Linked DNA regions of Homo sapiens: all the other regions are linked to region 1. The links are chromatin loops, found by intact Hi-C in ENCODE. Cell type or tissue: mammary epithelial cell. All regions are shown on one strand.

Evidence for each region. A loop is a pair of places that touch in the nucleus more often than their neighbours do. Peaks named below come from ENCODE experiments on the same cell type or tissue, not always from the same donor. Only the 100,000 strongest peaks of a DNase experiment are listed, where the experiment ranks them.
Region 2: it touches region 1 in a loop (13-fold over the local background); 12 of 110 quality-filtered maps call a loop at or near these places.
Region 3: it touches region 1 in a loop (10-fold over the local background); 9 of 110 quality-filtered maps call a loop at or near these places.
Region 4: it touches region 1 in a loop (7-fold over the local background); 15 of 110 quality-filtered maps call a loop at or near these places.
Region 5: a loop joins it to region 1, with 11 times the contacts of the local background. A loop is called at or near these places in 13 of 110 quality-filtered maps.

Annotation. Positions count from the first base shown.
Region 1 is chrX:131,790,248-131,795,247 of GRCh38, reverse strand. It overlaps FIRRE (firre intergenic repeating RNA element), which reads left to right. Exons shown (of 10, transcript NR_152876.1): 3 at 782-951. Among named protein-coding and RNA genes, the nearest start is that of FIRRE, 38 kb to the left of the region's middle. RefSeq lists enhancers at 1,873-2,167, 2,560-2,929. In mammary epithelial cell, CTCF peaks have their summits at 2,017 and 2,688; DNase peaks (open chromatin) are centred at 2,007 and 2,687; H3K4me3 peaks cover 1,434 bases; H3K27ac peaks cover 1,333 bases.
Region 2 is chrX:131,702,237-131,707,236 of GRCh38, reverse strand. The region is part of intron 9 of FIRRE (firre intergenic repeating RNA element); the gene reads left to right. Among named protein-coding and RNA genes, the nearest start is that of FIRRE, 130 kb to the left of the region's middle. RefSeq lists an enhancer at 2,789-3,028. In mammary epithelial cell, CTCF peaks have their summits at 2,191 and 2,857; DNase peaks (open chromatin) are centred at 2,176 and 2,936; H3K4me3 peaks cover 1,125 bases; H3K27ac peaks cover 493 bases.
Region 3 is chrX:131,726,912-131,731,911 of GRCh38, reverse strand. The region is part of intron 8 of FIRRE (firre intergenic repeating RNA element); the gene reads left to right. Among named protein-coding and RNA genes, the nearest start is that of FIRRE, 100 kb to the left of the region's middle. RefSeq lists enhancers at 2,646-2,705, 2,806-2,955, 3,146-3,435. In mammary epithelial cell, CTCF peaks have their summits at 2,438 and 3,080; DNase peaks (open chromatin) are centred at 2,401 and 3,121; H3K4me3 peaks cover 1,351 bases; H3K27ac peaks cover 981 bases.
Region 4 is chrX:131,738,235-131,743,234 of GRCh38, reverse strand. All of the region lies in intron 8 of FIRRE (firre intergenic repeating RNA element), which reads left to right. Among named protein-coding and RNA genes, the nearest start is that of FIRRE, 90 kb to the left of the region's middle. RefSeq lists an enhancer at 1,929-2,178. In mammary epithelial cell, no CTCF peak of the experiment used is centred here; DNase peaks (open chromatin) are centred at 1,314 and 2,024.
Region 5 is chrX:131,708,885-131,713,884 of GRCh38, reverse strand. It overlaps FIRRE (firre intergenic repeating RNA element), which reads left to right. Exons shown (of 10, transcript NR_152876.1): 9 at 2,165-2,234. Among named protein-coding and RNA genes, the nearest start is that of FIRRE, 120 kb to the left of the region's middle. RefSeq lists an enhancer at 2,630-2,924. In mammary epithelial cell, a CTCF peak has its summit at 2,757; a DNase peak (open chromatin) is centred at 2,744; H3K4me3 peaks cover 211 bases.

The sequences.
Region 1 (5,000 bases):
TTCTTTAAACAGGGCTACTGTATCTGAAAATATTGTAAATAAGCAGATCTAATTTCGAGAAATGCCAAAAACAGGAAGGCACTCTTAAAAACAACCTGGCATCCCACAAAATATTTAAGAATAATCTTTAAGAATATTTAACAAGTTTGCAAATGTTTAAGCTACAATAAATGTAGAGAACATATTTGAACACTGGACATACAAATATATGGGAACTTTAAATAGAGAAGTTCTTATATGACCAATAGAAGACGTGAATGTGTGATAAAACCATTTTAAAAGTCATTTCCTATTGGGATTGAGAGACCACTTATTTATGATATTTATACACCTATCTGTGTACACATGTTTACTAACCATAGTAGTGATTAGTCATGGTAGTGATTAGTCATGGTAATCATTTCAGTTACCATGATCTGTGCCTATATCCGTATGTATGTGTGTATGTACTTATTTATACAAAACAAGATGTTAAGGAGAATTTGTACATGCATTTAATGCAAGCAAATACTTTCCCTTCAAAACTTTGTCAGAATACACATCTGGTCTGATCCAAACCACAATGTACAGATTAATCCAATTTTAATATAGATTTATTTTTTGTGTGAACAAAATATAGTAGGCGTATGTATCTATACATTGAAAAGTATGGAAGAAAATAACCCAAAATGTTATCAGTTGTCTTAACAGATTTTATGATGGTGTTATTCTTCTTGATGTACACAAGATTATTTTTGAACTATATGGCAAACATCATTCTTTTTTAATTTTTTTTTTTTAGAGACTAAGGTGTCAGTATGTTCTTCAAGCTGCTCTGCTCCTGGGCCCAAGCTATTCTCCTGCCTCAGCCTTCCAAGAAGCTGAAACTACAAGAACACAAGACTGTACCTGGCTTGCAAACACCATTGCTAATAAGAAGATATTGTAAGACTGATACCTAAGAGATAAGAGGTAACACACACACACACACATGCAGGCACACACACACACACACACTCAAGTCACAAGAAGAAGCTGAAAAATATTTAATGGCATAGGAACATGTGGAAATATAAATTATTCACTGTTAAACAGAGGACAATTTTTAAAACTGTGTAACTATCTTTTTTTTTTTTTTTTTTTTTTGAGACAGAGTCTCACTCATTCTGTCGCCCAGGCTGGAGTGCAGTGGCGTGATCTCAGCTCACTGCAACCTCCACCTCCCGGATTCAAGCGATTCTCCTGCCTCAGCCTCCTGAGTAGCTGGGACTACAGGTATGGGCCACCACACCTGGCTCATCTTTGTATTTTTAGTAGAGACAGGGTTTCACCATGTTGGCCGGGCTGGTCTCAAACTCCTGATCTCAAGTGATCCACCGGCCTCGGCCTCCCAAAGTGTTGGGATTACAGGCGTGAGCCACTGCATCTGCCCCAAAACTGTGTAACTTCTAATGGGAGTTTATACAGATGTAAGTATATGTATCATGCCCTGTGGAACAATGTATTACATACAATGATGTGCGCTGTCTTGGCCTTCTCTTCCTACTTCTACCAAACACTTTCTGACAATTCATCACATAAACTGAGAAAATGGAGGAGGACTCCCTGGTTGTCTGGGGAGGGGAATAGGTCAAAGATCACCTAGACTTGTGAATTGGTGGCTCATGATGATCTCCAGGCTTCTGACCATTTATTATCGCTTTTCTTCTCTGATCGGTCTAATTTCCGGCCTGAGACAGACATTTTGATACCATGTGAAAGTACTGAGCCAACCCACATAGACTAAGTCTGGAAAACATTTAATTTCTTGAAAGAACAAGATTCCTGATGAGGATGGGTCGTTTAGGCTTTGACTTGATTTCACATGGAAAAGAAAAGCAAAAGTACAGGAATTTGCACAGGTTGCCCCAAACTGTGCAAAATGCAAGGCAGCCATGTCTCCTGGCGCATTTGTCTCTGGGTGGCGTTTTTTCAGACAGGAAGGGCGGGAGAAGACTGCTCCAAGACAGGGCGTCCTTGAAAATCTGAAGCACTACTGCCACCGTGAGGAAATCGTTTAAAGACAGAATAGGCTATTACAGCGTCCTTCCCGGGAAGCCTCGCTGTGGGGGAAAGTCTGGTCTGTGAGGAGGTGGAAGAGGATTGGGCTCCAGACTAGGTCTTGTTGCCTTCTCCTCTAAGGCCTGAAGAGAGAACTGGAATTTGGCGGTATCTTGGTGTAGAACCTGGAGATTGAGGGGCTTGGAGTGAAGCAGCAGCTGCCAGGAGGTCCTGGTACAGGAAGTCGTGGGTCGGGGCCTCAGTTCCTCCTGGTGTGGGCAGGACAGCAGAAACCCTCTCAAAGACACATGTAGGCTCTTATGGGCATCTCTTTGCTGTTCCTGCCCCTTGGAGCAAGAGTCAGAAGTTTTCCACGAGCTGTCATCTTGCTATGGATCTTTGGGTCTCTGGTAGCATGAGTGTTGCGCACAATTAACAGGGTTATTCCAAGGGAAGTTTACAGGATTTGCTATTAGAACCTTCACACTCCAGGTTCTATAGCAAGATACCGCCAATGTCCAGGTCTTTTTTAAAGCCTTAGAGGAGTAGGCGAGGCCTCCCAGCATAGAGGCCAAGCCTCTTCCACCTCTTACCAGACCAGACCTGTCCCAACAGGTAGCCCACACTAGAACTCTGTAATGGCGTAGGGTTTCGTTAAACGACATCCTCACGATGGCAGTAGTGCTCCAAATATGCTAAGTAGTCTGGTCTTGGCGCCCTCTACTCCCGCCCTTCCTGTATGAAAAAACGCCACGCATCCACAAAGGCGCCACCAAACATGGCTGCCTTGCATTTAGCCCAGTTTGGGGCCAGCTGGTCTTACCGCTGCACTTTTGCTTTTGTTTTCCACTTGAAATCAAACAAGGCCCGCCTTCATTAAGAATCTTGTGCTTTCAGAAATTAAATATCCTCCTGTCCAAGACTTTGAGGGTGCGATTTATTTCACAGAGTTAAGGGGCCAGTACACTTCATGGTATAAAATTATCTTTTTCAGGGGATGAAGGCACAAGGAGAAAATTACTTGAAACTTGGAGATCTTCTCTGGCAAGCAATTTACAAATTCTGGTGTTCTTTGATCTGGCTCCCCGCCCAGACAACCAGGGAGTTCTTCATGTTCTAGCCTCATGTGTTGCACTATAGGCAGTAATTTGGCATCAGCCATAGAGGAGGGATCCGATAGTTGTCATTGCTGCCCGCCACATATACTCCACATGGAATGATACTCATAATGCATATGTTCAATTCCTGTCGAGGTTACACAGAGTTATATCTCATGGTCGCATCATTTAACACCAAAATAACAACATTCCCATGTGTTACATATACTTCAAGTATTTCCTGAGACTTTACACGGTGCCTACGTGGGGAATGGATGGGTGCGTTATGTTTCTCCCTTGGAGCAAGAGTTAGCAGGCTTTCAGGCAGTGTCACTCTGCTGTGAGGCATGAGTCATTTGTTGCAGCAATGTGAGAACACCAAGGACAGACCAATTCCAGGTGGGATGTAGCAGGAGCAAGTAAGTTTTCTGAGGGTCTCAAGGGCACCCAATTGTCTGAAGACTAGAAGGGCATAAAGAGAAATTGAACCACTGAGCTAATCAAGGAAGAGTTACATCTTCTTCTAGTGGACTGTTGTACATAAACACATAAACCAAAAACAGTGAAAGGGACTGAAAATCAATCTACATTTTAATAGTATTTGTTGGAGATGGCATTACCCGTGATCTCACTTCACGTTATCATGTATGACTATTGTGGCAGGTATGTTTTCAAGAAGCATGATTGTTTCTACGAATTCAAAAACAGGTGGCGAAAGTGACATCAATGAAAAGTATGCATTAGGGAACTTCTGTAGTCCCTCTCTCTGGAAAGGCAACTCAAAACAATCAAGAATCTATCATTAGAAGATCATTTTCTCAACACGATATATGGGGCATTTATAAAAAATCTACAGGTAGTATTATACTCAAGAGTGAAAGACTGAAAGCTTTCCTCCCAAGATCATGAACAAGGCAAGAATGCACACTTTTGCCCTTTTCTTGTACACTTAAAATTCTAGTCAGGGTCATCAGACAATGAAGATATATAAAAGGCATCCAAGTTGAAAAGAAAAAAAAGAAAAAAAAAATGGAAATTATCTCTCTTCATAAAGATGATGATATTATAAAAATGCTTTAAACTGCAGAAAAACCATATTAGAGCTAATGAACAATATTCAGCAAGCCCCACAGGATAGAACATTAAATCGTAAAAATCAGTTATAGTTGTGTACACTAGCAATGAACAATCTGAAAATTGAATTAAGAAAGCAATTCCATTTATAATAGCATCAAAATAAATCATATTTTAAGGAGAATATTTCACTAAACAGATGAAAGACTTGTACATTGAAAAATCACAAAATATTGGAGAAGAACTTAAAGATTACCTGGATTTTTAAAAAGGACATCCTGTGGGTAATGAGTTAGAAGACTAAATATTTATAATATGGCAATACTAGCCATAGAGATCTACAGATTTAATGTAATCCTAATTATTATTCCCATGAGCATTTATTTTTGGGAAAAAGAAAGAGCAAATTCTAAAGATCCTATTAAATTGCAAGAGATCTGAGTAACCAAACTTTGAGTAAGAAAAACCAAGGTGGAAGACACACTTCTAGATTTCAAAATTTACTAGAAAATCTAGAGTAATCAAAGCAGGCTGATGATCAAATAAGAATACACACAGTGATTAATGGAAGAGATGAAGAGTCTGAAAATAAACCCAGACATTGTGGTCAATTGACTTTTCACAAAGTTATCAAGTTCATTTAATGAGACGTGAATAGACTCCTTAAGAAATAGTGCTTAGACAACTGGTTATCCACATGCAAAAGGATGAAGTTAGACCTCTACCTCACATCATGTGCAAAAATTAACTTGAAATGTATCAAATGTCTAAAGGTAAGAGCTAAAGCTATAAAACCTTCAGGGAAACTAT
Region 2 (5,000 bases), 88 kb after region 1:
GGTAAGGAAATCACACCTAGCTGAATCCCAGTGGTAGTGACAGGAGGTTGATTGGTTTCTTCTGCAAGGGAGGATAGTGTGGAGGGGCAATGAGCCTATCATTCCCATTTAGGTTGGATACATGTCATTCATCTGCACCAGGTAATCCCTTTAGTCCTCACAAAATCTTAATTGCATTCTATGTCCTCATAAGCAGCCATTCCCTGTGTCTGATTTAGTGAGAAAAGTAAATTATTGAACCTTGAGGATTAAACCCTTCCACACGGTAAATGACAAAGTAAAGTATATTTTACTCTACTTCTAAAATGTGATAACCTTAAACCAAATATATAATCATGTATGTGTTCTAGAGAGCCAATATGCACATTGTGATGTATCTGTAAAAATTCAAACAAAAAATAGTGTCTACTTTTCTAAAGCAATGTTTTCGAGGGCATAGTTTAAGATTTACCTTTGTTTATAATGAAGGCTTAAAATGTTGACATATAATATTGATGACATTCAAATTAATTCATGCTCCTCAAACCTTTGTTAACATACATACTTGGTCTGATTCAATCCACAATGTACAATGTAATCCAGTTTTTTTGTTTTGTTTTGTTTTGTTTTTGAGACAAAGTTTCCCTCTGTCGCCCAGGCTGGAGTGCAGTGGCATGATCTTGGCTCACTGCACCCTCTGCCTCCCAGGTTCAAGTGATTGTCCTGCCCCAGCCTCCTGAGTAGCTGGGATTACAGGTGCCCGCTAAGTTTTGTATTTTTAGTAGAGATGAAGTTTCACTGTGTTGGCCGGGTTGATCACGAACTCCTGACCTCAGGTGATCCGCCCACCTTGGCCTCCCAAAGTGCTGGGATTACAGGTGTGAGCCACCGTGCCCAGCCTATAATCCAGTTTTAATACAGATTTATTTTTTACATGAAATCAAGAATGTATATATATATTGAAAGATATACACAGAAATGATCCAAAAGGTTAGTTGCCTTGACACGTTGTATGGTAGTGTTTTTCTTCTTTAGTAGTATGTGGATTTTTCCGAATCTTTGGCAGCCATTATTTTTTAATTAATTAGTGGGAGAATACTGTAAACATTATACCTAAAAGACAAATTATAAAATGCAGACAGACACACACACACACATACACACACACACACCATAAAGTCTCAGGAAATACCTGAAGAATATGTAATGGCATGGGAACATGCTGTGTTTTGATGTTAGATGATGAGACCCCGAGATGAAACACTGAGTAACCTGGACAGGAATTGAACATATGTACTATGAGTATCTTGCCATGCGGAACATATTTGACATGCAGTAATGACAGCTATCTGGTCCCTTCTCTATGATTCATGCATGCCACATTGTTGCCTACAATGCAACACATGAGCTACAACATGAAGAACTCCCTGGTTGTCTGGGAGGGGAGCCAGAACAGAGACCACCAGGATTTGTAAATTGTTTGCCAGCGAAAATCTCTAAGCTTCTAGCAACTTTCTCCTTTTTGTGCCCTCATCCATTGAATTTATCCCCTGAAGGAGACAGTTTGATGCCTTGGAAAGTACTGGACATATAATTCTGTAACGTAAATCATACCCATATAGACTAGATCAAGAAGACATTTAATTTCTGAAATAATAAGATTCTTGACGAGGGTGCATGGTTTAGAGTTTGGTTTGATTTCAAACGGAAGACAAAAGCAAGGCCAGGTGGGGTGGCTCACGTCTGTAATCACAGCACTTTGGGAGGCCGAGGCAGGCGGATCACCTGAGGTCAGGAGTTCGTGATCAACCTGGCTAACATGGTGAAACCTCGTCTCTACTACAAATACAAAAATTAGCTCGACTTGGGTGCGGTGCCTGTAATCACAGTTACTTGGGAGGCTGAGGCAGGAGGATTGCTTGAACCCGGGAGGCAGAGGTTGCAGTGAGCTGAGATCGTGCCACTGCACTCCACCCTGGGCGACAGAGCGAGACTCCGTCTCAAAAGAAAAACAAAAACAAAAGCAAAAACAAAACAAAAGCAAAAGTGCAGCAGTAAGACCAGGTGGACCCAAAGAAGGCAAAATACAAGGCACCCATGTTTGGTGGCGCCTTTGTCTATGGGTGGCGTTTTTTCACACAAGAAGAGCGGGAGTAGAGTCCTCCAAGGTGAGGTTTATTGGCATATCTGGAGCTCTACTGCCATCGTGAGGATATCGTTTAACGAAACCCTACGCCATTAAAGAGTTCTAGTGAGGACTACCTGTTGGGGCAGGTGTGGTCTGGTAAAAGGTGGAAGAGGGTTCGCCTCCATGCTGGGAGTCCTTGCTTAGTCTCGTTTGAGGCTTTAAAAGAGACCTGGACATTGGCGGTACCTTGGTATAGAACCTGGAGAGTGAAGGTTCTAAGAGCAAATCCTGTAAACCTCCCCTGGAAGAACGTTGTTTATTGTGCGCGGATACTGATGCCACAAGAGAGCCAAAGACCCGTAGTAAGATAATACCATGTGAAAACCTACTGACTTTTGCTCCAAGGGGCAGGAACAGGAGACAGATGCCCACAAGAGCCTGCATTTGTCTTTGAGCGGGTTCCTGCAGTCCTGCCCAGAGGAGGAACCGAGGCCCCGCCCCACGACTTTCTGTGCCAGGACCGCCCGGCAGGGGCTGGTTCATTCTAAGTCCTCACTCTCCAGGTTCTACACCAAGATACCGCCAATGTCCAGGTCTATCTTAAGGTCTTAGAGGAGAAGGCAAGAAGACCTAGCTTGGAGCCCCACGCCTCTTCCTCCTTCCCACAGATCAGAATTTCCCCAACAGAGAGAAAAATACTGTTCTCCAGAATTCGAGAACAGTGTAATGGCGTAGGGTTTCATGAAACTTCATCCTCACGATGGCAGTAGTGCTCCAGAAACGCCAAGAAGCCGTGTCTAGATCCCTCTTCTCCCGCCCCTCGTGTCTGAAAAAACTCCGGCAAACATGGCTGCCTTATGTTTTGTCCAGTTTGGGGGCAACCTTGCCTTACTACTCAACTTCCGCTTTTGTTTTCCATGTGAATCAAACTGAGACCTAAAACCACTCACCCTCATCAGGAATATTGTTATTTCAGAAATTTAATTGACACCTGACTTTGTCTATGGAGTTCTGCTTTCATTATATGCAATCTGTGCAGTTCTGCTCAACATTCTATATCCAGTACTTTCCCATAGTATCAGATTTTCTACCTGAAAGGATAAGTGTGAAGTCTCCAAGCTTAAGAGAGAGAATAAAATGCTAGAAGTTCAAGACTTAGAGAAAGGCCTCTCTAGCCACCCTATTTTCCTTTGAGACTCTCAAGATAGTCTGCATTTATTTTCAGTCCTACACTAATACTTGTTTGGGAGTTACTCCTGTTCCAGGAACGAAGCCCGGCCCGCTGCATTTTCTAGAGGCCTAGTACGGAAAAGCAGGCAAACTAGGAAACACAGGAATTTATTGCTGTAACTGGATACAGGAAGAACGCTGGAGATAATTCCACCAGACCAACTCAAAGTGTTACAATTTTCTTAGTGCTTATATAGGTTGGGGTTATGTGCCTACTGCAATATAGCATTCGCCTATGTCTATTGGTAACTAAATTTGCTTCAACTAGAATGTCAGAGGCAAAAAAAATGCTTGCTAAGTCCAATTAAAAGGGCCCCAGTACCTTCAAAGCCTGTCTACTGTGGTACCGGAATGATTATTTCTATCTTATCTCCTTTACAGCTTGGTCCGGAGAGCTGCCTTGGACTCTCCAATGCAGCTGCCTCTGTTACCTTGACTCGTCTCAGATTTCATTGACCCAAGATGGGTCCTGGCACTAGGAATGTAAGACTGTCTCCATTCTTTTGGCTTGTTCCAGAGAAGCCCATGCAAGGTTCCTACTGACCATATGTTTCTTTCTTTTCTTTTGTTTTTTGAGACGGAGTTTCGCTGTTGTTGCCCAGGCTGGAGTGCAATGGCGCGATCTCCGCTCACTGCAACATCCGCCTCCCGGACTCAAGCGATTCTCCTGCCTCAGCCTCCCGAGTAGCTGGGATTACAGGCATGCGCCACCACGCCCGGCTAATTTTGTATTTCTAGTAGAGTTAGAGTTTCTCCATATTGGTCAGGCTGGTTTCGAACTCCTGGCCTCAGGTGATCTGCCCTCCTTGGCCTCCCAAAGCGCTGGGATTATAGGCGTGAGCCACCGCCCCCGGCCTTGACCATATGTTTTATTTCTAGCTTTGATGTCTGGGCATCGATTTCCCTCGGTTAAACTATTTGCTCAATGTTAAGGCCACTCTGTAGAAATTTGTCTGTGTAACTGAGGTGCTATGCAGGCCTGCCTGTGTGACTGTCATGCAGGCCTGTCTGTGTGATTGTCAGGGAGAATTGGTCTGCCACAATCCTTTTCTAAGCATAGCCAATAGAGGTAGTTAGGCATAATTTGTATATTACAGAAATTGCCTTACAGAGAGTAACACATTTCTATACTCTCCTTCCATAACAGACACTTAAAAAAACAAAAAAAGTAATGTATGCTTGCTGTGGACCTCATTTAAGATTGCAACAGAAGCACTTTTCAATACTATTAAACAGCTTTTTACTTTCCATATTTTAAGCTTTTTAATTTATTATTTATTTTCTTAATTTTCTATTTTTAATTTTTTGATACATTATATTTGTATATATTTAAGGGTACATGTGAAATTTTGTTACATGCATACAATGTGTAATAATCAATTCATGATATTTAAGTTACCTATCAACAAAGTATTTATCATTTCTATGTGTTGGGTACATTTCAAGTCCTTTCTTCCAGCTATTTTAAAACTACAGAAAAGTGTTGATTATAGTCACCTTACTCTTCTATCAAAGTTTAGAACTTATTTTTTCTAACTGTATGTTTCTACGCATTAACCAACTCTCTTCAGCCCCACTGCCCTCCCGCAAATACACCCTTTCCTGTCTCTGGTATCTATCATTCCACGCTCCACCTCCATGCCAACAAGTATTTTAGCTCCTA
Region 3 (5,000 bases), 63 kb after region 1:
TTATTGTGGTGTTTGACTGTATATATAGAACTTTTTATCTGAGTGTTGAAAAAATGAGAGGAAATATGGAAACAATGATCATTGTTTAATACAGTTTTATGACATTGCTTTTCTCTTGATCAGCACATGGTTATTTTTAACTTCTTTGCAAATTCCATGTCTTTGTTACTAATGAGAAAATATAGGACTGATTCCCAACTGAAAAACAATAAGACACATACACAAGAAAGTCATAGGGCACAGTCCTAAGTGACAGCCATTTAATGACACTGGAAAATATTTCTAATTCAGTGTTAAATAATGAAACTATGAGACAAAATCCTGTGATCAATCTGATTAGTATTTACAGTCATTCCTGTGTTTGTGTCTATTCAAGTAGGGCTGTGTGTGTCTTGTCAGGCTTGAGAGCTATCCGTACCCTTATGTTAGTGCCCCACTAAATAGCATCCTCCCCCTCAATGTATAAGGCCTACTGACTAGATTAGAACATGGAGTAAAATTCCCGGGGAACCTGAGTAGGGAATCAGGACAAGAACCACGTGGCCTGGTGCCTAGATTTGCTCTTCTCCAAGCCTTTAGAGGTGAGCTTTTTTTTTTCTTCTCTCCTTAGGCATGGAAACCTAAGGTCTCTCCCCATTACTACAAGACTATTTGATATCACAATAAAATACTGCAGATATGATGCAGAGTGAAAAAGAGTAGAAATGGGAAGATTTGGTTGTGCAGAAACTGAGTTCTTAAAAAGATGAGATGCTTGATGAGGGTGCATGGATTACATCTCAGGTTAATATCCAATGGAAACCAAAAGCAAATGGTTAAGAGTGGAAATTGTTTACACAAATTGAGCAAAATGTTAGGTAGCCATAATTTCTGATGTCTTTGTCTCTTCATGAACTTTTTTTTAGAAATGTGTAGTGATGTAGCTGTAAAAAATCAAAGAGCTGATATTGTCTACTTTACTAAAGTAATTTTCCTGAGGCTGTATGTTAAGATTTACCTTTATTTATATTGAAGGCATGAAATGTTGACATATAAGACTTAGTACTGGTGACATTTGAATTAATTCATGCATCTGAAAGTTTCATTAAAATACACATTTGGTCTGATCCAAACCACTATGTACACAGTAATCCACTTTTTACACAGATTTATTTTTTTGCATGAAGTTAATGTATGCACATTTTGAAAGATGCATGGAAATAATCCATAAGTTCATGAGTTACCTTGACAAGTTGTATGGTAGCGGTTTTCTGTGTTAATACATGGATTTTTCTTAATCTTTGTCAAGCATTATTCTTTAATTTACTAGTTGGAGAATACTGTAATCCTTATACTTAAAAGACCAATTATAAAACTCTCAGAGACACACACAAACACGAACACAAACACACACCCCATAAAGTCTCAGGGAATACTTGAAGAATATGTAATGGCACGGGCACATGCTGTGTTTTGATGTTAAATGATGAGACCATGAGATGAAACCCTGAGCCACCTTGATATGAATTGAACATATGTTCTATGAGTATCATGGCATTTGGAGTATATATGGCATGCAGTAAGGAGCGTCACCTGGTTTCTCCTCTAATGGCTCATGCCAAATTGTTGCCTATGATGTACCACATAAGGCTCTTAGAATAGGAAGAATTCCCTGGATGCCTGACAGGGGAGCCAGGGCGAAGACCTCTGGGATTTTTAAATTTTTTGCTGGAGTTCTTTTCCAAGCTTTCAAGCTTTTAGCCCTTTTCTCTCTCTCTCTCTTTTTTTTTTTTTGAGACACTCTCACTCTGTTGCCCAGGCTGGAGTGCAATAGTGCGCTCTCCGCTTACTGCAACCTTCCCCTCCCAGGTTCAAGTGATTCTCCTGCCTCCTCCTCTGGAGTAGCTGGGATTACAGGCCTGTGCCACCACGCCCGGCTAATTTTTGTATTTTTAGTAGAGACAGGGTTTTGCCATGCTGGCCATAATGGTCTCGAACTCCTGACCTCGGGTGATCCGCCAGCTTCGGCCTCCCAAAGTGCTGGGATTAAAGGCGTGAGCCACCGCGCCCGGCTCCTTTTCTCTTTTTTGTGAGTTCATCCACTGAATGTATTCCCTGAAGGAGACAGTTTGATGCCTCGGAAATTACTGGACCTGTAACTCTGAAGTAAATCAAACCCACACAGAGTAGGTCAGGAGGATATTTAATTTCTGGAAGAACTGGATTCCTGATGAGGACCGGTGCTTTAGGCCTCGGTTTGATTTCAAGTGGAAAACAAAATGAAAAAGTGCAGCAGTAAGACTAGCAGGCTCCACACTGGGCAAATAGAAGGCATCCATGTTTGGTTGCGCCTTTGTCTATGAGTCGCGTTTTTTCAGACAGGAAGGGCAGGAGAAGGGGGCGGTGCTCCAAGACAGGGCTTTCTGGCATATCTGATGCACTACCGCCATCGCGAGGATGTCATTTAACGGATCCCTACGCCATTACATGGGTCGTCTTGTGAGGACTACCTGTTGGGGAAGGTCTGGTCTGTGGGGAGGTGGAAGAGGCTTGGGCTCCATGCTCAGAGTCCCTGCCTTCTCGTCTAAGGCCTTAAAAGAGACGTGGACATTGGCGGTACCTTGCTGTAGAACCTGGAGAGTGAAGGTTCTAACAGCAAATCCTGTAAACTTCCCTTGGAATAACTGTGTTCCTTGTGAGCGATATTGATGCTACCAGAAACCCCAAGACCCATAGCAAGATGCTAGCAAGTGAAAGCCTGCTGACTCTTGCTCCAAAGGGCAGGTAGAAGAGACAGATGCCCACAAGAGCCTCTATGTGTGTTTGACTGGTTCCCTACTGTCCTCCCCACACCGGAGGAACCAAGTTTCCGCTCCACGACTTCCTGTGCCAGTACCTCCTGGCAGCTGCTGGTTCACTCCAAACCCCGCACTCTCCAGATTCTACACCAAGATACCGCCAATGTCCCTGTCTCTTTTCAGGCCTTAGAGGAAAAGGCAGGAAGACATAGCCTGGGGGCCTACAGATCAGCCTTTCCCCCACAGGGAGGCTTTCCGAGAAGGACGCCATGATGGCGTATTCCGTCTTTAAACGATTTCCTCACGGTGGCAGTAGGGTTCCACATTTTCAATCAAGCCCTGTCTTGGAGCCCTTTTCTCCCGCCCTTTCTGTTTGAAAAAACGCCTTCCAGAGATAAAGGCGCCACTGAACATGGATTACTGGAGATTTGTCCAGTTGGGTGCAACTTGGGTTTGTGACCCGTAGAGGGTCAGGATTGCAAGTTGTCCAGGTTCTTGGCGTTTTGAACAAATAATTGCATAAAATGCCCAGCAAAGCAAAGCAAGAATGAAGTAACAAAAGAATGAAAGCAAGGGTTTACTGAAAACGAAAGTACACTCCACACTGTGGGAGATGGCCTCAGCAGAGGCTCAAGGGCCTGGATACAGAATCTTCTTTGGTTCAAATACCCCCTAGAAGTTTCCCATTGGCCACCTCATGTAAGTGGAGTGGTCGCCCGAAATAAATCTGATTGGTTGCAGAAAGGAGACAACCAGAGGCTAAACTGAAGTTACAAAGGTCACACTCCTGTGCAAATATCTGATTGGTTGCAAAAAGCAACCAATCAGAGGCTAGGGTGAAGTTAACAAAGTTATACTTGTATGCAAACGAAGACTAGGCCAGAAGTCAGCCTAATTTGTTGCCACAGCCAATTTTCCATCTGTAGTGCAGAAAAGGTCAAAGGGAGTAGCCTCTGGTCCTTTTGTTACTTAGGCGTTGAAAGTGAGGGTTTTCCTTTCAATTTAGTTCTAGGAAGTCAGCGTAAAACAGCCTTAGGTCCCCTGCCTCCAGGCCCTATTCTCCTGCCTCATCTCCCCGCTGAGAGACTTGATCCCCATAAATCTTTATGTGAGGCAGAGGGACTGAAGAGCTTTCTTCTGTAACTGCTTCATGCCGACCTGGGGCATAGTCCCTACCTATTGGAAATCACGGAACTCTCGCCATGCTCTATCTCGTGGAGGCAGGGTAGCTTCTTGATGGCCAGGGGTGGTGTCTTCACCTGGAACTGGCTGGAACCGTGGTTGCATGATCATCTGAAGCTTGATGATTATCTAGGCGAGAGGAAATGAATTTGGCTAAAAGATTTAATGGGAACTTCAGGGGGTTGATACCTATGCTGTCAGAAATGTTTTTTATAGAGATATGCAGGAGAAAAAAAACAAAACCTGGTCTCTTGTAGAATCTATGCGTTTCCCTAAAGTTTTAGCACGAGCGACTCCATTTTGGTTTGGTTTGGTTTGGTTTGTAGGGGCCTAGTGCATGAGCTCAGTCCAAAACAATGGCCTCCCATAATTTTCTTTAAAAAATTCCCCTTTATTCAGGTTTTCACTTGAGTGAGAGTGGGACCAAAACTTAGGGCCTTAGTGCCACTCTTGGTTACTATTATTTTGGGTTTTCATTCTCAGCACGTCAGGTATAGGTTACGGTGTCCTCATGGTTGCAGATTCTTTTGGCTCTTGTTATTCCAGTTGAAAAGAAACTATATTTCATTTTAGAGATGGCTGCATGCAAGCATTTAAAACCTTTGAGAGAACGCAGCACACCAGGGAGACTATTATTAGAGGATATACCAAGAATTTGGAGTATGCCCCTTACCCAAGATCTCCATAAACCAAACCTCCTAAAACCAAACAGATCAAAGAATGAGCTAGATAAAGAGTTTACTCACTTAATGAAGCAATTTCTTCATCAATTCCCGATCACTGAATTTTTTTTTTTTTTTTTTTTTTTTGAGATGGAGTCTCGCTCTGTCACCCAGGCTGGAGTGCAGCGGCGCGATCTCGGCTCACTGAAAGCTACGCCTCCCGGGTTCACGCCATTTTCCTGCCTCAGCCTCCCAAGTAGCTGGGCCTACAGGCGCCCGCCACCACACCCAGCTAATTTTTTGTATTTTTAGTAGAAACAGGGTTTCACCGTGTTAGCCAGGATGGTCTCAATCTCCTGATGTCATGATCTGCCTGCCT
Region 4 (5,000 bases), 52 kb after region 1:
GGTCTTTCCAGAATACTACAAGAGTACTTGATATCATAATAAAACACTATAGATATGATGCTGAGTGAGTAAGAGTAGAAATGGGAAGACTTGGTTGTGCAGAAACTAAGTTATTAAAAGGAGGAGATGCTTGATGAGGGTGAGTGGATTACATCTCAGTTTAATATCCAATGGAAACTAAAAGCAAATTGCTGAGTGTAATATGTTTACAAAAATTGAGCAAAATGTTGGGGAGCCATAGTTTCTGGTGTCTTTGTCTCTTCATGGCCTTTTTTTAGAAACATGTAGTGATGTATCTGTAAAAATTCCACAAAAAACTGATAGTGTCTACTTTACTAAAGTAATATTCCTGAGGCCCTATGTTAAGATTTACCTTTATTTATATTGAAGGTGTGAAATGTTGAGATATAAGACTTAGTACTGGGCCGGGTGGGGTGGCTCACACCTGTAATCCCAGCACTTTGGGAGGCTGAGGCCAGCGGATCACGAGGTCGGGATTTCGAGACCAGCCTGACCAACATGGTGAAACTCCATGGGCGTGGTGGTGCACGCCTGTAATCCCAGCTGCTCAGGAGGCTGAGGCAGGAGAATCCCTTGAACCCGGGATGCAGACCTTGCAGTGAGCGGAGATCCCACCACTGCACGCCAGCCTGGGCGACAGAGCGAGACTCTATCTCAAAAAAAAAAAAAAAAAAAAAAAAAAAAGAGTTAGTACTGGTGACATTCTAATAAAATCACGATCCTCAAATGTTTGTTAAAATACACACTCGGGGTGGGTGGGCGCGGTGGCTCACACCTGTAATCCCAGCACTTTGGGAGACCAAGGCGGGCGGATCACGAGGTCAAGAGATCGAGACCTTCCTGGCTAACACGGTGAAACGCCGTCTCTACTAAAAAGTACAAAAAATTAGCAGGGCGTGGTGGCGGGCGCCTGTAGACCCAGCTAGGCGGGAGGCTGAGGCAGGAGAATGGCGTGAACCCGGGAGGCGGAGCTTGCAGTGAGCAGAGATACACCACTGCACTCCAGCCTGGGCGACAGAGCGGAGACTCCGTCTCAAAAAAAAAAAAAAAAATACACTTGGTGTGATCCAAATCACAGTGTACACAGTAATCCACTTTTAACACAGATCAAGATTCCTGATGAGGGCGGGTGGTTTAGGCCTTGGTTTCATTTGAACTGGAAACCAAAAGAAAAAGCTCAGCAGTAAGACTAGCTGGCTGCAAACTGGGCTAAATGTAAGGCACCCATTCTGCAGGGCCTTTGTCTATAGGTGGCGTTTTTTCAGACAGGAGGGGCGGGAAAAGAGGGCTCTGGAACAGTGCTTCGTCCCATACCTGAAGCACTACTGCCATCGCGAGGATGTTGTTTAACAAATCCCTACGCCATTACGGTGTTCTCCTGAGGACTACTTGTTGGGGAAGTTCTCTGTGGGGAGGTGGAAAAGGCTTGCTCCATGCTGGGAGTCCTAGCCTTCTCGTCTAAGGCCTTAAAGGACACCAGGACTTTGGCGGTGTCTTGGTATAGAACCTGGAGTGTGAAGGTTCTAATACCAAATCCTGTAAACTTCCCTGGAATAAACCTGTTGTTTGTGCGCGGTACTGGTGCTACCAGAGACCCAAAGACCCGTAGCAAGATGCTAGTTCGAGAAAGCCTGCTGACTCTTGCTCCAAGGGACAGGAAGAAGAGACAGATGCCCACAAGAGCCTCCATGTGTGTTTGAATGGGTGCCTTCAGTCCTGCCCACACTTGGAGGAACCGAGGCCCCGCCCTACGTCTTCCTGTGCCAGGATCGCCTGGCAGCTGCTGGTTCACTACAAGCCCCTCACTCTCCTGGTTCTACACCAAGCTACTACCAATGTTAAGGCCTCTCTTCAGGTCTTAGAGGAGAAAGCTAGAAGACCTAGCCTGGAGCCCAAGCGTCTGCCACCTCCCACAGTTCAGACTTCCCCCCACAGCAAGTCTTTCTGGGAAGGACGCTGTAATGGCGTATTGTGTCTTCAAAGGATTTCCTCACGGTGGCAGTCGTGCTTCACATTATTAAGGAATCCCTATCTTGGAGCCCTTTACTCCCGCCCTTCCCGTCTGAAAAAACGCCACCCAGAGACAAAGATGCCACCCAATATGGCTACCTGGAGATTTGTCCAGTTTGGTGCAACCTGGTCTTACTGTTGAATTTTTACTTTTTTTTTTTTTCCATCTGAAAGCAAAATGAGGCCTAAACCACCCATGCTTCTCAAGAATCCTGTTGTTTCAGAAATTAAATATACTCCTCACTGAAGCTATCTGGGTATGATTTACCTCACACAGTTACAAGGCCTGGAAGTTCCATGGTATCAAATTGTCTCCTTCAGGTGATACATTGGATGGATGAAGGTACAAAAACAAAGAAAGATATCTAAGAGATAGATATCTAAGAGACAGATATCAAAGAGATAGAAAACCAATTCATGAAGTTTGAAGCGCTAAGTGAAAGAAGCAGTACTGAAGCAGGAGATGTAAAAGAAAAAAAAAAGGGAGAGAAAAGCTGGTTCTCTGTGCTGGGCTGACTCACTCCAAGGCCCAGCGATAAGTAGGGCTCTGTCAGGACTTTGATAGCACTATCAGCAGAGTGGGGGCCGAGAAGGAGTGGGCTCTAGAAGCAGGGATAAGAAAAACAAGTTATTTGGCCAGGCACGGTGGCTCACACCTGTAACCCCAGCACTTTGGGAGGCCGAGGTGGGAGGATCACCTGAGATCAGGAGTTCAAGACCAGCCTGGCCAACATGGTGAAACCCCGTCTCTACTAAAAATACAAAAATTAGCCAGGCATGTTGGCAGGCAGCTGTAATCCCAGCTACTTGGAAGGCTGAGACAGGAGAATCACTTGAACCCGGGAGGAGGAGGTTGCAGTGAACCGAGATCACACCATTGCACTCCAGCCTGGGGGACAAGAGCAAGACTTCATCTAAAAAAAAAAAAGAAAGAAAAACAAGTTCTTTTTATCAGTTTCCCCTTTGAAATTCTTTCCCCATACCATTATTCTTTGTTCTGCTCTCACAACTATTTTTGTAACTGTTTCTGCAAGCTTGTAAGGATTTTGTAAGTTCCTGTTTTCCAGCTGTGCAGTTATGGCAAAGGTCACAAGACATGCCTGAACTGTAAAACCTGTCACTGTTTGATAAACTGCCTTTGTTCTGCTGTAAGCTTGCTTACCGGCCTTACAGGTTTTGGGCCCTTTTCAGATATATGTATAAAAGTCAAGCCCTCTCTTGGTTTGGGGCTCAGCCTTTGGATGTTAATCTGCTGAGTCGGTGACCACCTAGTAAAATCCTCCTGTTCCACCCATTGGTCTCTCTGGTCTCCTGGTTCCCACAACAAGATGAACAAGGCCACTTGTTGTGATGATCAGTAGTGAGGGAAATCAGATGAGTGTTTGCCAGGGGCTGGGCAGAGAGTGGAATGGGGAATGACTAACTAATGGGTCCAGGATTTTCTTTTGTGGTAGTGAAAATGATTTGCCACTACATAGTGGTAATGCTTGCACTGCATTGTGAGTGTCCTAAATGCCATTGAAATTAATACATTTTAATGGTTAATTTTATGTTATATGAAGTTTACAAACTCAGTTTTTAAAAGTGCCAATACTTTTAAAGCTATCATTATTTCCATGAATTATTAATTATATTTGAAAAGTACTCCAGTTATCAGTGAAACAAACTTGTTTTAACAGCTATAGTACATGGTGGCCAGTCAAGGTGCCTCGTGCCTGTAATCCTAGCACTTTGGGAGTCCAAGATGGGAGGATCGCTTGAGACCAGTGGTTCGAGATCAGCCTGGTCAACAGAGTGAAACCCCATATCTAAAATGAAAAATACAAAAAAAAAAAAATAAACAACAACAAGAAGTTATACTACAGGGGAATTTGAACATTAGTTTATAAAAGTCCATATTATGTATATATAGGGAACAGATCATAGTACCTAGCACAGACCTTTAAAAAGTGATTATTTCTTCTTACTATGTTTGACCTACCACAAGTTTTCTACTTTATAATTTCTTACAGTTCTTCTAGAGTAAAATATAAAAAATTTCAAGCACTCAAAAGTATGTATTGATGTAGATATATTCAAAGAATATAAGGTGATGCTGAATATGTATATGTATATATACACACATATATATATACACATATATGTATATACACACACATATGTATATACACACACACACACACACATATATATATATATATATACACACAGATATGCATATATATATATTTTAGACAGCATCTTACTCTGTTGCCCAGGGTGGAGTGTAGAGGCATGATCATGGCTCACTGCAACATCAGCCTCCCTGGGCTGAGGTGATCCTCCCATTTCCGCCTCCTACGTAGCTAGGGCTTCCATTGTAGGTCACCATGCCTGGCTATTTTTTGTATTTTTTGAAGAGACGGGGTCTCTCTACATTGTCAGGGCTGGACTTGAACTCCTAGGCTCAAGCTATGCACCTGCCTAGGCCTCCCAAAGTGCTAGAATTACAGTTGTGAGCCACCATGCCCGGCCAATGCCATATCTTTTTAATCGTGGTAGGTGTTATAGTGAGTATATGTTTGAAGATGATATTTTTGACCAGTAAATTCATATCTTTAATTCATCGTTATATAAACAGAGACACTAATGAAGCACTCTAGCTCCATGTGAGTTGTGTGAATGCATCCATCTTACAGTTTTCTTAGGTTACACATCTAGGTGACTGGAATGTGAGAGATGCCTATTTCAACTACCATTTATTGAATTTTGTTATCCTTCTTTTGAAATTTCTTTTTTGTGTGTGTGAGATGGAGTCTCGCTCTGTCACCAGGCTAGAGTGCAGTGGCTCAATCTCAGCTCACTGCAACCTCTGCCTCCTGGATTCAAGTGATTCTCCTGCCTCAGCCCCCCGAGTAGATGGGACTATAGGCATGCACCACCATGCCTGGCTAATTTTTTTGTATTTTTAGTAGAGACGGGGTTTCACC
Region 5 (5,000 bases), 81 kb after region 1:
TTCAGCCACCTTTTTAAGAGGAAATTGTTGGGCAGGTGGGGAAGAACTAGTCGCGGAACTAAACTGTAAGCTGGACCGGGTGTGAGGAGGGGAGGTGGTAGAAGGATTATAGGGTGGAAGAGCGGAGGCAGAGGAAGAATTGGGACCTAGCTCGGCCTGGCGAGGAGGGGAGAGGTCAGATGGGTCTGTAGAAAAGGAAGATTAGAAAGACTCAGTGACGCTTGGGGTTGGGACTGAGGGAACAGGTGGGAGGGAAAGAAGGAAGATTTGGGACTAGTTACACTGGGAACAGAGACTAGGAAGGGACCGATGTGTAAAAGAATGCCTGGACGTCAGGCACCTCAGACCGTTTGCCTATTTTACGGCAAGAATTATTTAGATCTTGTAGGATGGAGAAATCGAAAGTGCCGTTTTCTGGCCATTTAGAACCACTGTCGAGTTTGTATTGGGGTCAAGCGGCATTGTGGAAGAAAATAAGGCATTTAGGTTTTAGGTCAGGCAAGAGTTGAAGAGGTTTTATGTTCTTAAGAACACAGGCTAAGGGAGAAGAAGGAGGAATGGAGGGTGGAAGGTTGCCTATAGTGAAGGAGGCAAGTTTAAAGAAAAGGGAGAGTAGAGACACGTAGGGAAGTGGTTCGGGGGTTCTTAACCTCCAGAAAAGCGGGAAAGGGGTTGAGGCGCAGAGATATGAGGTCGGGGCATGGAAATAAGGGATCAGGGCACAGAGATATAAGAGGTTGGGGTGCAGAAATAAGGGATCGGGGTGCAGAGATATAAGAGGTCGGAGCATGGAAAGAAGGGATCGGGGCACAGAGATACAAGGTTGGGGTACTTGCCCCTCCCCCAGAAAAGTGGGACTTGCTGCTAAGAGTGAAGGAGAAGGGGTTGGAGGTTTCTTGCCACCCAGAAAGGCGGAGAAGGGGTAGAGACACGGAGAGAAGGGGTTGGGGTACTTGCCCCTCCCCTAGAAAAGCGGGACTTGCCGCTAAGGGTGAAAGACCAAGGCAGGTGTCCTTGAGTGGTCTGACACCTCTGAAACCTGGGTGAATAATCAGAGAGGTGTCCCTGCAATGATTAAACACTAATGGAAGGCTGCCTTCCCTAGTCCATGACCGGCGCTGGAGTTTTGGGTCCATGGATAAAACGTGTCTCCTTTGTCTCTACCAGAAAATGAAAGGAATTGAAATTAAGAGAAGGGAGAGATTAAAGTGTGGCACCAAGATTGAAAGGAGAAAGAGGTTGAGGGATAGTGAGGGAGGTTGGAGAAGTGAGTAAAAAGAGGCCGCTTACCCGATTTAAAATTGGTGAGATGTTCCTTGGGCTAGTTGGTCTGAGGACCTGAGGTTGTAAGTGGATCTTTTTCATGGAGCAAAGAGCAGGAGGACAAGGGATTGATATCCCAAGGGAGGTCCCCTGATCCGAGTCATGGCACAAAATTTCATGCACGTCCGTGTGAAGAGACCACTAAACAGGCTTTGTGTGAGCAACATGGCTGTTTATTTCACCTGGGCGCAGGCGGGCTGAGTCTGAAAAGAGAGTCAGGGAAGGGAGATAAAGGTGGGGCTGTTTTATAGGATTTGGGTAGATAAAGGAAAATTATAGTCAAAGGGGAGTTGTTCTCTGGCGGGCAGAGTCGGGGTCACAAGGTGCTCCAAGGTGCTCAGTAGGGGAGCTTTTTGAGCCAGGATGAGCCAAGAAAAGGAATTTCACAAGACAATGTCATCAGTTAAGGCAGGAACAGGCCATTTTCACTTCTTTTGTGGTGGAATGTCATCAGTTAAGGCAGGAACCGGCCATCTGGATGTGTACGTGCAGGTCACAGGGGATATGATGGCTTAGCTTGGGCTCAGAGGCCTGACAGAGGGTCAGGACAAGAACCACATGGCCTGGTGCTTAGCTTTGCTATTCTCCAAGACCTTAGGGGTAAACATTTGTTGTTGCTTTTTTGTTTGTTTGTTTCCGTAGGCATGGATCCCTGAGGTCTGTCCCTAATATTACAAGACAATTCGATATCACAATAAAACCCTTCAGATATGATGCTGAGTGAAAAAGCAGAAAGGGAAAGACTTGGTTGTGCGGATACTGAGTTCTTTTTCTTTTCTTTTCTTTTTTTCTTTCTTTTTCTTTTCTTTTTTTTGAGCCCGACTCTTATTCTGTCACCCAGGCTGGAGTGCACTGGAGCAATCCTGGCTGGCCAATACTGAGTTCTTGAAAACAGGAGATGCTTGATGAGGGTGAGTGGATTAGATCTCAGTTTAATATCCGATGGGGCCAGACGCGGTGGCTCACACCTGTAATCCCAGAACTTTGGGAGGCCGAAGTGGGTGGATCACCTGAGGTCAGGAGTTCACGACCATCCTGGTCAACATGGTGAAACCCGTCTCTACTAAAAATACAAAAACTAGCCGGGCGTGGTGGTGCGTCCCTGTAATCCCAGCTACTTGGGAGGCTGAGGCAGGAGAGTTACTTGAACCCGGGCGGCGGAAGTTTCCGTGAGCCAAGACTGAGCCACTGCACTTCAGCCTGGGCAACAAGTGCGAAACTCCGTCTGTGAAAAGAAAAAACAAAAACAAAAAAAACAATGGAAGCCAAAAGCAAAATGCCAAGAGTGGAATACATTTATGCAAGTTGAGCAAAAATGTTAGATAGTTTTAGTTTCTGTTGTCTTTGTCCCTTCATGGCATTTTTTTCAAACGTGATGGGCGGGAGAGGAGCGCCTAGCGCTACTTGGCTTTTCTGGGACAATACTGCCATCATGCGGAAGTAGTTTCATAGCATCCGAAGCCGTGAGCATTTCCTCCACGTAAACCCTAGCCGTCGCGGAAGGAAAAGCCAGTGGAGGCTGAACAGGCCCAAGACACAAGTTGGCATTCCTACCCTTTTCTCTGAGGCCTGGCACAATCAATGGACAAATGCAAAGTCTTAGTGAAGTATCTGGTGAGTGAGGGACCAGGACTGAGCTAGCTGCTTCCAGGAAGCAAGAATGTAATGGAAAGCCTAAGCAATTATCTAAGCCCACAAGCCAGGATTATCTGTGACTTTATAAGTTCATGGGAATGTCTTTTCTCATACTAGGACACTGATGGTAATCTCAGTTCTCTCAAGGAGGGCAGATAGGTGGCTCTTTTCCGTTGGACATTCCCTGAGAATGATGGCATTTTTTAGTCCTGAGGAAACCAGTATTTATCTCATTCTAGCGAGCGTTCTGTGTACCAGCTTCAAAGCTAGTTCTTCATGAAGATATCCACCCTTAGGTGTGGAGACCTCCAGATACTCCATGACTCATAATTGAAAAATCAACAAGGGTGGCTAAAATTGTATGGGTGACTTGTTCCCCATGACATTCTTTTTCATTGTTTGTTATCTCAGTATCTGAATCTTTTAAAAAAGGATGTAATATTAGTCTGGTACTGTAGTGTGACCTTCCAGTGCTTCAAGATCTTCTTCAGGTAGGACTTCTCCTGGCCTCTGAAGATTCAGGCAGGCATTCCAGGGTAAGGGACCTGGCTTTTGTGACATCCTTGACTGTACCTAGCTCTCCCTCAAGCTGGTTAGAGTTGATTGATGGTCTGTAGACATAGATGCTATTGGCATTCAGGAATGTTTTAAAGATTCGGCCAGGCCCGGTGGCTCATGCCTGCAATCCTAGCAGTTTGGGAGGCTGAGGCAGGTGGATTGCTTGAGCTCAGGAGTTTGAGACCAGCTTGGGTAACATGGTGAAGCTCTGTCTGTATAAAAATCCCCACAAAATTAGCTGGGCACGGTAGTGCCTGCCCATAATCCCAGCTACTTAGGAGGCTAAGCTGGGGGGATTGCTTGAGCCCTGCAGGTCAAGGTTGCAGTGGGCAACAGTGCACTTCTTCCTGGGAGACAAAGTGAAACCCTGTCTCAAAACAAAACAAAACAAAACAAAAATAGAAGTGTCTTAACGACCCTCTGGGAAGCATTTCTCAATGACCCCCATTCCTGGAAATGACAAAATGACATCTAGACTCCCCACGCTGTTTCACCTAACGTAGACTTAGATATCTGCTAGATCAAGGGTCTCCAGTTCCTGGGCCACGGACCTGTACTGTTCTGTGGTCTCTTAGGAACTGGGCTGCATAGCAGGAGGTGAGCGTGGAGCAGGCAAAGTTTCACTGATATTTAAAGCCACTCCCCATCGTTTGCATTACCGCCTGAGTTCCACCTCTTGTCAGCATTGGCAACATTAGAGTCTCATAGGAGCATGAATCCTATTGTGAACTGTTCATGCAAGGATCTAGGTTGGGCTATCCTTATGAAAATCTAATGCCTGATGATCTGTCACTGTCTCTCATGACCCCCAGATGGGATCATCTAGTTGCAGGAAAACAAGGCTCAGGGTGCCTACTGATTCTACATTATGGTGAGTTGTATAATTATTTCATTATATATTACAGTGTAATAACAATAGAAATAAAGTGCATGATTAATGTAGTGAGCTTGAATCTAACTGAAACCATCCCCAACCTTGGACTGTGCAAAATTTATCTTCCACAAAACCGATCCCTGATGCTAAAAAGGCTGGGGACTGCTAAACTACCTCCTGGAGAAATAGCTTGGTCTGACCATTTTTGTGGAAGAGAGCAGCCCTACATATGAGACAGTGTCCCATATCTGAAGCAGTTATAGTAGGTCGCTAGTCAGATATGAGCAGGGCAGGAGAGGGCTCTTGCCGACCCACTGGGAATGTCAGCTGACCATCAGGCGGTAGTCAAACAGTTGTCACACTGCCTCTCTAAAATAATAATGTTTTAAGTTAGGTAGAAAAATCTGAAGGTTTGAACACTTATGGAAGGCTTGTGACAAATTAATTGTAAATGAAATTCTGTGTGTGAACATATTAGCTAAAGTTAAAGGGGTACTATTTAATTTTTCCATAAATTGAACATTGGAATAAAAGTACAACAGAGTTGGCTGGGCATGGTGGCTCACACCTGTAATCCTAGCACTTTGGGAGGCTGAGGCAGGTGGATCAC